Regions from separate parts of the Homo sapiens genome. Here region 2 is linked to region 1. Evidence: chromatin loops called from intact Hi-C (ENCODE). Cell type or tissue: heart right ventricle. All regions are shown on one strand. Each heading gives the region's core, and the rest is flanking DNA. Links, peaks and the distances in the headings are about the cores only.

The links. Hi-C counts contacts between places; a loop is a spot of excess contacts. Peaks named below come from ENCODE experiments on the same cell type or tissue, not always from the same donor. Only the 100,000 strongest peaks of a DNase experiment are listed, where the experiment ranks them.
Region 2: a loop joins it to region 1, with 1.9 times the contacts of the local background. A loop is called at or near these places in 1 of 110 quality-filtered maps.

The regions. Positions count from the first base shown.
Region 1 is chr1:30,031,710-30,037,095 of GRCh38, forward strand. LINC01648 (long intergenic non-protein coding RNA 1648) reads right to left here. Exons shown (of 7, transcript NR_110790.1): 2 at 5,063-5,294. Among named protein-coding and RNA genes, the nearest start is that of LINC01648, 3.2 kb to the right of the region's middle. In heart right ventricle, for the core only: no CTCF peak of the experiment used is centred there; a DNase peak (open chromatin) is centred at 2,912; H3K27me3 peaks cover 1,742 bases.
Region 2 is chr1:29,942,620-29,948,005 of GRCh38, forward strand. No RefSeq gene overlaps it. Among named protein-coding and RNA genes, the nearest start is that of LINC01648, 92 kb to the right of the region's middle. In heart right ventricle, for the core only: no CTCF peak of the experiment used is centred there; no DNase peak of the experiment used is centred there; H3K27me3 peaks cover 2,107 bases.

The DNA of each region.
Region 1 (5,386 bases), core at 432-4,431:
AATAGGAATAGAAGTGTCAACTGTTGCACACCTGTGAGGCTTATATGTTAATTATGCCTCCCTCCATTCCTGTAAGCCATTGAGGCAGCTTACCAAAAATACACATAATGCAAAATTACAATATAAATCGCTGGAAACGGGAGGAAAGAGAGATTGTGGGTGAAATAAGCACACAGAAATGCATGCCATTTATTCCCATTGCTGGAGCTTAGCCATGGACCTGGCCTTGGGCTTCCAAGTTGCTGAAACAAAGAAATGAAACCAGCCCAACTGTCCCATAGAAGTGATGTTTATGGTTTCTTTTGAATAAACATAGAAATTTACCCTCCCTGTCTTAAAACCTGAGAAAGTTACATTTGTTTTTTTTTTTTTCTTTCTTTCTCTTTGGGACAGAGTCTCATTCTATTACCCAGGCTGGCGTGCAGTGGCACAATCTTGGTTCACTGCAACCTGCACCTCCTGGGTTCAAGTGATTCTCGTGCCTCAGCCTCCTGAGTAGCTGGAATTACAGGCGTGTCTGCATTTGTCTTATCTGAGTTGCTTTCTCAGGAAACCAACCATCAGGGCCCCCAGATAGTATCAAGGAGCTGAAATTCACCAGATAACTGAAGCTGGACAATGAGGTGCCAGACCTCTCACCCCTTATGATTGCCTAACCCACTGCCTGCTTCCTCTTGACCAACTCCTCTTCCTTACTCCTAAGTCCTGTTTTCCACATGTAGTTGCATTTCTCCCCAGCTACATAAATCCCTAACTTTAGTTGGTTGAGGAGATGGCTTTGAGACTGATCTCCATCTCCTCAGCTGTAGCACCTGAATAAAGCCTTCTTCCCTGGCAATACTTAACTCAGTGATGGGCTTTCTGTGCAGTGAGCAATAGGACCTTAGCCAAAGCCCTGGCATTTTGGTAAGAAAAAGAACAACGTTCTTTTTATAAATTATTATTTTTTAAATTGATGCATAATAGGCATACATCATTTCAGGGTACATGTGATAATAAGACATTCATATAATTTGTAAATATCAAATTGATGTACTTGGGCTATCCATTACCTTAAATATTTATCTATTCTTCATGCCAGAAACATTCAAATTATTCTTTCAGCTATTTTGACATGTATGATAAATTATTCTAAACTGTACTCACCCTATTTCTCTGACACTAAGTCTTATTTCTTCTATCAAACTATATATTTGTACCAATTAATCAACTTCTCTTCATCCACCCCTCCCCATATTCTTCCCAGCCTCTGGTAACCACCAATCTACTATCTTCATGCGATCCACTTTTTTTAGCTCCCACGTGTGAGTGAGAACATGCAATATTTGTCTTTCTGTGCCTGGCTTAGTTTAACATAATGCCTCCAGTTCCATCCATGTTGCTGCAAATGATAGGATTTCATTCTTTATTATGGCTGAATAATACTCCATTGTGTGTGCGTGCCACACTTTCCTTATCCATTCATCCATTGATGGGCACTTAGGTTGATTTCATAGTTTGACTATTGTGAATAGTGCTGCCATAAACATGGGCATGCAGATATCTTTTCAATGTATTGACTTATGGGACTGTCAGTGTCCAGCACCCAGATGGGCTCTCTCTGCCCTTTGATGCCCCTTGCTGGCCTAGGGAGAGGCTGCAGTTTCTCACTGGCACATCCTCAAGGCTGATCTCAGCCCCTGCAGTCCCAGACTATTTATTCCACCTTCTCTTACAAGCTCTGTTTTCCCCAGTGACTCAGACCCAGTTTCTACCTCAGCGCAGTTCCTTGAGCCTAGCTTTAGGGCAGACGGGCTGACTGCTGGGCCTGCCCTTCCTCCAGTACCACTGGACATGCTCTGCTGTGTTTCCTACTGCCTCAGGCTCAGTCACCATGAGCCAGCTCTGCCCCTCTGAAGCTTGCAGAGCCTGTGAGGGTCTCTACCTGCTTCCGCAGGTGTGTCCAAGAGGCAGGCTTGGGCTCAGCACCTCTGGAGGGACTTGGTTTTGTGTCCTAACCTGGGGTGATTTGAAGGCAGAACCTGACACAAGGGCTTGGGAAGGGTTCCTAGGAAGCAAAAATGAGGGGTGTGGGGAATAAGACAGAGGAGGGTATGACTGGGCCTCAATCTCACTGGTGACTCTGAGGAACCCATGCTGAATGCACCTCAGGACAGTCCACTGAGGGACCGGAGCTGGCGGTGTTAATCCCTTGCTTGGGAGTTGGATGTCCATAGGAGCTCCAGATGGCTCCACAGGAGGGCTGAGCCAGCTCCCACAGCCCCAGAAGAAGCCTTCAGGCCAGAAGGCCGGGGACAGTAAGCCCTTGAGGTGGGCCGCTACCTGCTGGCCTGAGAACTCACCACTGCAGCTGCAGGTGACCTCAGAAGTGGCCGAGGATGGAATTAACCTTGGCCTTGGGAACAGAAGTTTCCCTTTCCACTCCCAGTACTCCCCTCCCCATCTTGGAGACAATTCATTTTTTAGTGTCTTGGTCCCTTGGTAGCTTGCTTAGGAGCTTGACAATAGTCTCTCCTATCCCCTTCCTAGCTGTGTGTCCTTGGACAAGTTCCTCAACCTCTCTGAGTCTTCATTTCTTCATCTGTTTGTTTTTTTTTTTAAATAAAAGAGTAATAAAAGAACCTCCCTCAGAAGGTTGTTATGAGGATAAAGGGACACAGCAAGTGCCCAAAAGACGGGCTCTGGCACTGGTATCGCAGCTGTGGCAGCTTCAGGGGACTGAGGTGCCATCAGACTCTATGAGGCAGTCACAGCACCTCCTCTCCTGGGCGCTTGCCCCTCTGAGGTCCTCCTGACGGCCGCCCGGTGGCCTGTCCTCGGCCGGGCTTGGGAGACAGGCCCTGTCGAGCGTCCCCCTTGTTCCCAGGCCCACGTCTGCTCCTGCTTCTCAGCATCCTTGTGCCCTCACTCCTGCCTCCGCTGCATCCTGACAGCGTTTAGTGGTTGTCACTCTTCTCCCAGATTGTGTCATGCTTGGCAGAAATCCAAGCTGGCGTTTTGACAAAAAGGGAGAACTCTGCAAAAATCCACAGGGAGATGTCAGGGAGCTCAGTGAGACACCGCCATGATCCATCACAGGGTGCCCGGCCTGGGAGAGACCCGGGGGGGAGGGAAGACACGGCACAGTCTGGACAGCGAGACCCGTGTGGCACCACCCCACCCCCATCTGTCAGTCCTAGTGATGGACGAGGGCCACCCACCCCTGCTATGTGTGGGTATTTCCTCCCATCTAACCCCACACCCCACTGAGAGGCGGGTAACACGGCTCTTCCTGTTGCACGGGTAAGGAATGCACCTCCTCGAGGCCATGAGACTCGCCCGAGGTGTCACAGCTCCGATGTGCTAGACTCGACCATGGAGCACATCTGCCCTCGGGACCCAGTGGCCAGAACCCTCAGCCACACAAGGGTTATGGCGGCCTCAGTCCTCCTGTGGCTTCCACATTCCAAAGCAGTTTCCCACCCAACCACACACTCACTCAATCTGCATCACAATCATGTGAGATACCAGGCAGGATGGTCACGCCCATTTGTCAGATGAAGTAACTGAGGCCCAGGGAGGTGAAGCGACTTACCTGGAGCCACCCAGGGCATTGGGGTTAGTGGTGGAGGCAGAACTAGAGGCCCAGTCACAGGGCTTGTGAGCACTGGAGAGAAGCTGAAGGCAGGGACACAGATGTGAATCAGGGAGGGCTTCCTGAAAGAGGTGGGCTGAGAGGCTGGCTTAGGAGGCCTGAAACGATGAGGCCTGCTGAGAAAGGGCAGGCCTGATGAGGGGCAAGGCGAGCTCAGATACAAATGCCAAGAGGAAAGAAGGCTGCTTTCTGTGTGGACAATGCAGATGATCTGGGATCCTCCAGGGGCCTGAGTCAGGGCCAAGGTTTTAGATGACAGCTGAGACCCTCGAGGGACTTGTCTATCCTGAAGCATGTTCTGTCTGCAAATAGGTTATTCAGATACCCTCACGTAACACTCGTAACACTCGCTGTGTGCCTGGCACCCCCAAGCAGCTCTGTAGCTGATTTATACTGCACCTCAGGCTGTGAGATAGGGACTCTTGTTAATGTCTGACTTACAGGTGAGGTCACTGGCCCCAGGTCCCAGGTCCCACGGCCCTGAGTTGTGAAGCCAGAGTCTGTGTGGCCACAATGCTACCTTGCGGCTGCGTGCAATGGCCACTCCCCTGCCCTTCCCCTCCCCTCCCCTCCTGGGAGGTCATATAAAGGAAGATTCCACCCAGGTAGCCATGTATGGTCATCCAGAAGTGTCCAACATCAGCTCAGCCACCACACCTGGCCACACTTGAGTCAGGGGCACAGGGCTGTCTGGGGAGATTGGAGATTGAGCATGTGGAGATGTGTTCAAGCCCTGGCTTAGCCCTGTAATGGCTGTGTGACCTCAGGCGAGCCACTTAACCTCTCTGGGCTGCCCTGTCCTCCTGGGTCCTGCTTCCCACCCAGTGCCATGAGATGTTCAAGTAGATAAGAATGCATTTTACAAAACTGAGAGAGATTATTGTGAGCCCGTGGGCATCACTGTCAACATGAGGATCTCCTCCTGTCCTTGAGCAATCCCTGGGCTCAGCAAGAAGCTCTTTCCTCCCCTGGCACAGTTTTTCCTGAACTAGATCTCCCAGCAGGCACATAAGCGACAGCTAAGATTGACTTGATGTTGTCAATATTCCTCCCACTGTTTGCCATCTCAGCATCCCTGGGGAACCTGGGGACTCAGCAAGAAAAATCCCTGGCTGACTCTGAGAGCTCCGATTCTCACCAGGCCCTCGGGTTTCGTAAAAATTTGGAATGCCATAGCTGGGTCTGCCGTTGGACTTTATCCAGCCCAATTCCTTTACTGAGTGATGGGGAAACTGAGTCCTGAGGGTGTGAACAGCAGCAGAGGACTATTCACAACAGCTGTTAATAGTCCCATAATCTGTAACTGCAAATAGTCCCATCATCTGTAACTTCCCATCTGTTAATAGTCCCATCATCTGTAACTGCAGGACTATTAACAGCTGTAACCTGCAGTTACAGATGATGGGAAGAAAATGCAACACAACTGACCTCACAAAGAGGGAGGCAGAGTCCATGCAGAGCTCTTGCTTCAGGAATGGTTGCAGCAGCTCCAGCCTTCACATCTCAGGCTCAATTCCAGAGTGAAAGATTCAGTGTCTTTGTCCTTCCATCTCCAGCAGTTTTGCTGCATCTCATTGGCTCTTACTGGGCTATGTGACCTCCCTGAACCAAAAGATTCTGGGTCACCTGAGTCTACCATGCCTGCACTCATCAGATGCACCTGGGAGGTTGTTTAAAACACAGATTTCTTAGCTCTGCCTTAGAGATTCTCTTTAGGTCTGGGCTGGGGATTGGAAACCCAGGGGAATTAGT
Region 2 (5,386 bases), core at 731-4,730, 89 kb before region 1:
CTGAACCGAGGCTTGCCCACCCCAGCAGAGCCTGTGTCTGCCCTTGGAAACCGGCCGCATAGGCTCACAGAGGCTGGGCCTTTAGAACCCAAGCTGCCCTGCTCTGGAACACATAAGGGACCTCGCAGTGAGGAAATACATTGAACCAGGGGTCAGGGAAGGCCTGTCTGAGGAGGGGAAATTTGAGCAAGGACCTGAGTGAGTGAAGAAGGAGTAAATCATTCCAAAAAGCCTTCCAGACAGAGAACAGAATGTGCAAAGGCCCTGAGGCAGGAATGTACTTGGTGTATTCAAACAACAGCAAGACGTGGTTTGACCTCCCTGGGCTGGGAAGACCCCAAGACTTTGGGGCACATCAAGAATAAGGGAGAGGACTCTTCCCTCAGCACAGTTGACTTTAGGATGGATTCTGTGCACACAGTGGATGCTTAAGAAAAGTATAAATGTGTTCAGGTCAGGACCCTACATGGCCAGGGAGATCCTGACACCAGGTGTGTTGAGAGGGCTGGGGTGTGAGGAGTCTGGAGCCCCTTTAAAAGACCTACCTCACTCAGTCCTCCAAACCATGTATTTGTGAGAAAGTCCTCATATGAACCCATTTTACAGCTGAGAAAACTGAGGCCCAGAGAGGGGAGTAACTTGCTTTTATCACACAGCTAGAAAACAGCAGAGTCAGGATTCAAGCCTGTAACCAGGAGACACAACAGACTGGCTGATCAGCCCCACCTCACGCCTCTCCCTAAGGACAAAGTGTTCTCAGTGGGTGATGGGAACCCGCCATCCTCTATGGGGACAACAGAGCAGGTGTGTCCATGTCCAGAGGAGGCTTCAGAGTCAGGGAACCTGGGTCTGAATTCTGCCTCCTTCACTTGCTTTCTGTGTGATTCTGAGTGTGTTTACTGTACTTCCCTGTGTCTCTGTTTCCTCCTCTGTAAAATGGGAATGACAGCCTCGACCTTGGCTGGCTGCTGCAGTGATTAACTAAGAGAAAAATGTAAGGTGGACCTAGTCAGTGTTAAAAATGCTCTTCAGAGACTGGGTGCAATGGCTTATGCCTGTAATCGCGGCACTTTGGGAGGCTGAGGCAGGTGAATCACTTGAGCTCAGGAGTTTGAGACCAGCCTGGCCAACATGGTGAAACCACGTCTCTACTAAAAATACAAAAATTAGCCGGGTGTGGTGGCACTTGCCTGTAATCCAAGCTGCTTGGGAGGCTGAAGCAGGAATCGCTTGAACCCAGGAGGCCGAGGTTGCAGTGAGATGAGATCGCGCCACTGCACTCCAGCCTGGGCAACAGAGCGAGACTTTGTCTCAAAGGAAAAAAAAAAACAAAAAACAAAACACTTCAGGCACAAAGTAGGTGTTAAAAAGTTTGTCCCTCTTTTTAGGGACCAAGAGCTTCAATATTCTCCTATCTCTCATTGATTTCAGAAGATGTTCCTTAACCACACATACAGGGTGAGAAACACACTGGCCAGAAGCCGCAAGATGCTGAGGCTCTAGTCCCCCAGTTGTGTGGGCTCCGTCAGGCCACTGCTCTTCTCTGACCCTCGGTTTCCTTTTTGATGAAACTGGAACATGATACCCCCTGCAAGGCTGTTGTAGGTTGAATGCGGTGATGTAAATTGAGGGCCAAGCTTGGAGCTGGCACAGAGTGGACACTAACATATGCCAGGCTGCTTCCTTTGGTGAGAGGAGCTCCATTCTCTCTTCGAGCTGAGAGACTTTTCTGGCTTGAATGTGTAGCGGAACCGGAAGGGCAGTGAGGCCGGAAGTGGGAGGAGCCTGAGATGGACTCCTCTGCCCCAGCCTCACTGTGTACCCTAGGAGGCCACCACACCTCACTGACTCTGCATTTTCTTCTCTTTAAAACAGAGAAAATTATACTTGCCCCTAAACTTGAGCCAGGGGGCCAGGTTTCAGCGATGCCTCGAGGTCCTTCCTGGACCCAGCAAACCGCATCAGAATCTGGAAAATGAGGCAGACGAGGATTGCCTCTGTCAAGCTGCGCGAGGGGCCCAGATTGATATACTGAGAGGCACCCCATTTGGAAGCAAACACTTCATTACTGAACAAGTTTTCATAGAAGTGATCGCATCGCCTGTTCTCTGCGTTTTTAAATTGCAAAACCAATTAGCTTTCTGGCAAGGGGAAGGGAAGGCAGAGCCCCGAATGGCTTTGCCAGCTCTGCCTTTTACGATGGCCCAAGCAGGAAGCCAAGGACATGGCCATGGAGGGTGGCTGTGGCACAGAGCTGCTCACCACAGTATCAGCAGCCCCTTTCACAGGACGAGAAGACCCTCTGAGACTCTGGGGGGGCCCAAGGCTGGGGGAGATCCCTCAGAGCAGGCCGGTGGAGACTGGCTGGAGCTGCCTGGGGCAGGTGAGCTGAGCAGCCACAGATCAGATAAAAGAGTGTACACTCCCCAGTCGTGGTCAAAAGTGGCCCCAGGCGGGACGCAGTGGCTCACACCTGTAATCCCAACACTTTGGGAGGCTAAGGTGGGTGGATCACGAGGTCAGGAGTTTGAGACCAGCCTGGCCAACATGATGAAACCCCATCTCTACTAAAAATACAAAAATTAGCCAGGCATGGTGGTGCGCATCTATAATCCCAGCTACTCAGGAGGCTGAGGCAGGAGAATGGCTTGAACCTGGGAGGTGGAGGTTGCAGTGAGCCAAGATCATGCCACTGCACTCCAGCCTCGGTGACAGGGCAAGACTCTGTTTGCAAAAAAAAAAAAGTGGCTCCACATCAACCCCCTCTCCGCCAGGGCCTCTGGCTTTTTCCTCATCTGCCTCCATGTATCTTTCTTTGAACACACGCAGCTCCGTGCCTGTTCCCTGCTGTATCTCTGGCACCCAGAACCTGGCACGTAATAGGTGTCAATATGAGTGATGGCTACACGAAGGAATGAAGGAAGAGACTGCGGCTTATTGGAAGAGAGGGGTTATGTAATCAGAGCTGGTCTTGGTCGCGGGAGTCCTCGGGATGGGGAGTTTGCTCTGTCACTGGGAGTGTTGGGAGTGAGCTGGGAGGTTCAGTGAAGAAGATCAGACGGAGGCAATTCCAGCACTGACCAAAGGATATGTTTGCACTTAGGATCCTTAGCCTGCCCAGCTCAGGACCCTCTCCTCCACCCTTTTGCAGAGATTTTGGATTCCTTTCTCTGCGGGAGGCAGTAATTTGTTGTGAATCAAACATGAGTTTCATCCCAGCTGCCACAGCTAGCTAGGTGGAAACTCTGTAAGAAAGCAGTGTGTTTCAGTTGTCTCATCTGTAAAATGGGACTCATAGTTCATCCAGCCTCTCTGGTTTGTGGAGAATGGATAGAAAAAAAGTGTTTTGTAAAAGATTCAATGCGTGCACGTGCACACACACACACAGGGTGAATTAAAGTGAATTAAAACCCTTCCAACTCCTCCCAGTGAATGCACACAGTACAGGATGCAGCAGAGATTCCACTAAGAAGGAGCCTGAACAGCCTGACTCCAGTGGCCAAGGCACAGCAAAGCCCGCATTAAACCTCAAGTCCAAATACCCCAGGAGAGGGAGTGGGAAGCAGAGAGATGGGGAGGGAATGGGTAAGGAGTAGGGAAATGTTAAGTTCCCTCCTCCTCTGCAGAAGCCTCCCTGTCCTGCTGGAGCTGCTGCAGCATGTTTTAGAGCAGGCATCAGATTCATCGGCACAGCAGGGGATAAGAGGAGGAGGAGAGGATCAAGCCCCCAGGGCAGCTGGGAGGATGGGCAGGGTGGGGTTAGGTGTGCCAGTCCTCCTAGGTGTGCCAGTCAACAGACAGGCCTGAGAGGTAGAGTTCTTGTTCCCGGGTTTCTTGAGAGCCTCTGACCAGGCAGGGAGAGGAGCTGGCGGTGGAAGAGGGGAGAGGGTGAGAAGACATGGCGCTAGGAAAAGTCATTCATTGGTGAGGCAGGGAAGGCTTCTGCTTTTGAGGGTACCTTGAGTAATAGTCTCTCCTGCCTCTTGTTTGCTTTTTGCAGAAGATGTTGGATGCAGAAGCAGCTCATGTGAGTCACAGGTTGGTTACCAGGCAGCCCTTAGGTTGTCCATCCCTAAGCTAAGCAGCCCCAGCTTTGAGAAGACGCATGGATTAACTCAGAGGACCTTGAGGCTGACCCATTTGAATGGAGTCATATGGGGGTACCTGCAGGTGGACCCTGGGCTGGCTCAAGTGGAGAACACTTCTCTCCTCCCCACAAGCAGGCATGCAGAATCCCCACAGGCCTTGGGTAAGGACATTGCCAGGGGATATACCAATAGCCTATGTCCCTGTCTGCATCTCTCCCCAGCCCCAGACCAGCCACTCAGAGTAGAGGTAAGAGGGTGGGGAAGAGAATTGGTGCACCTGCGTCCACCTCCACTATTATCTTGAAGAGACACTGCCAACCTCCTCCTCCTTCTCTTTCTCCTTCTTCTTCTTTTTGAGACAGGGTCTTGCTCCATTGCTCAGGCTAGAGTGCGGTGATGTAATCATGGTTCACTTCAGCCTCAGTCTCCTGGGCTCAAGTCATTCTTGCACCTCAGCCTCCTGAATAGCTGGGACCACAGCCATTTGCCACCCTGCCCGGCTAATTTTTAAATTTTTTAGTAGAGCGCGGTCTTGCTATGCTACCAGGTTCATCTTGAACTCCTGGGCTCAAGAGATCCTCCTGCCTCAGCCTCTAAGAGTATTGGGATACAGGCATGAGCCCCTGTGTCCAGCCTCAGTCTTCTTATCTATAAAATGGGATTGATGATGACACCATCCTCATAGAGGTAACGTGATCTGCAACCACCACACGTCCTGTAAGGCTCATGGGATTCCTTTTACAACCTGCCAAATCACCCTGAATCTGGAGGTTAAATGCCCACACTCAGCCCTGCCTCAGTTTCCCCAACTTAGTAAATATAAAAAGTTGGGGTCGGCCAGACCTGGGTTCACACTGTGGCTCAGTGGCTCAGCCCTGTGACACTGGACATGTCACTTAACCTCTTTGTGCTTCATTTTCCTCATCTGTGGAATGAAGACAATGGAACCTCCCCAGGGGTTGGGGTGAATCACAGTATGGGGTAGTACGGAGCACGCAGTAAATGCTCAGTACAAAGGCACCATCTCCTTCCTCCTCTTCTTTTCCTTGTCCATCATCTTCATCTCCTCCTCCTTCCTCTTCCCCTTTTCTCATCCTCTTCCATCTCCTCCTTGTTTCTCTCCCTCTTGCGGTTCTTTCCCTCTCCTCCTTTCCCTCCTCCTTCCCATCTTCTTATCTCTCACTACACATATTGAATTTTATGTAATTGGGATCATACAATTTATTCAGCTATTCAGAGTTTTAAAAAAACTCACTATATATCATCAGCATTTTCCCACATCATTGAAAATTCCTCAA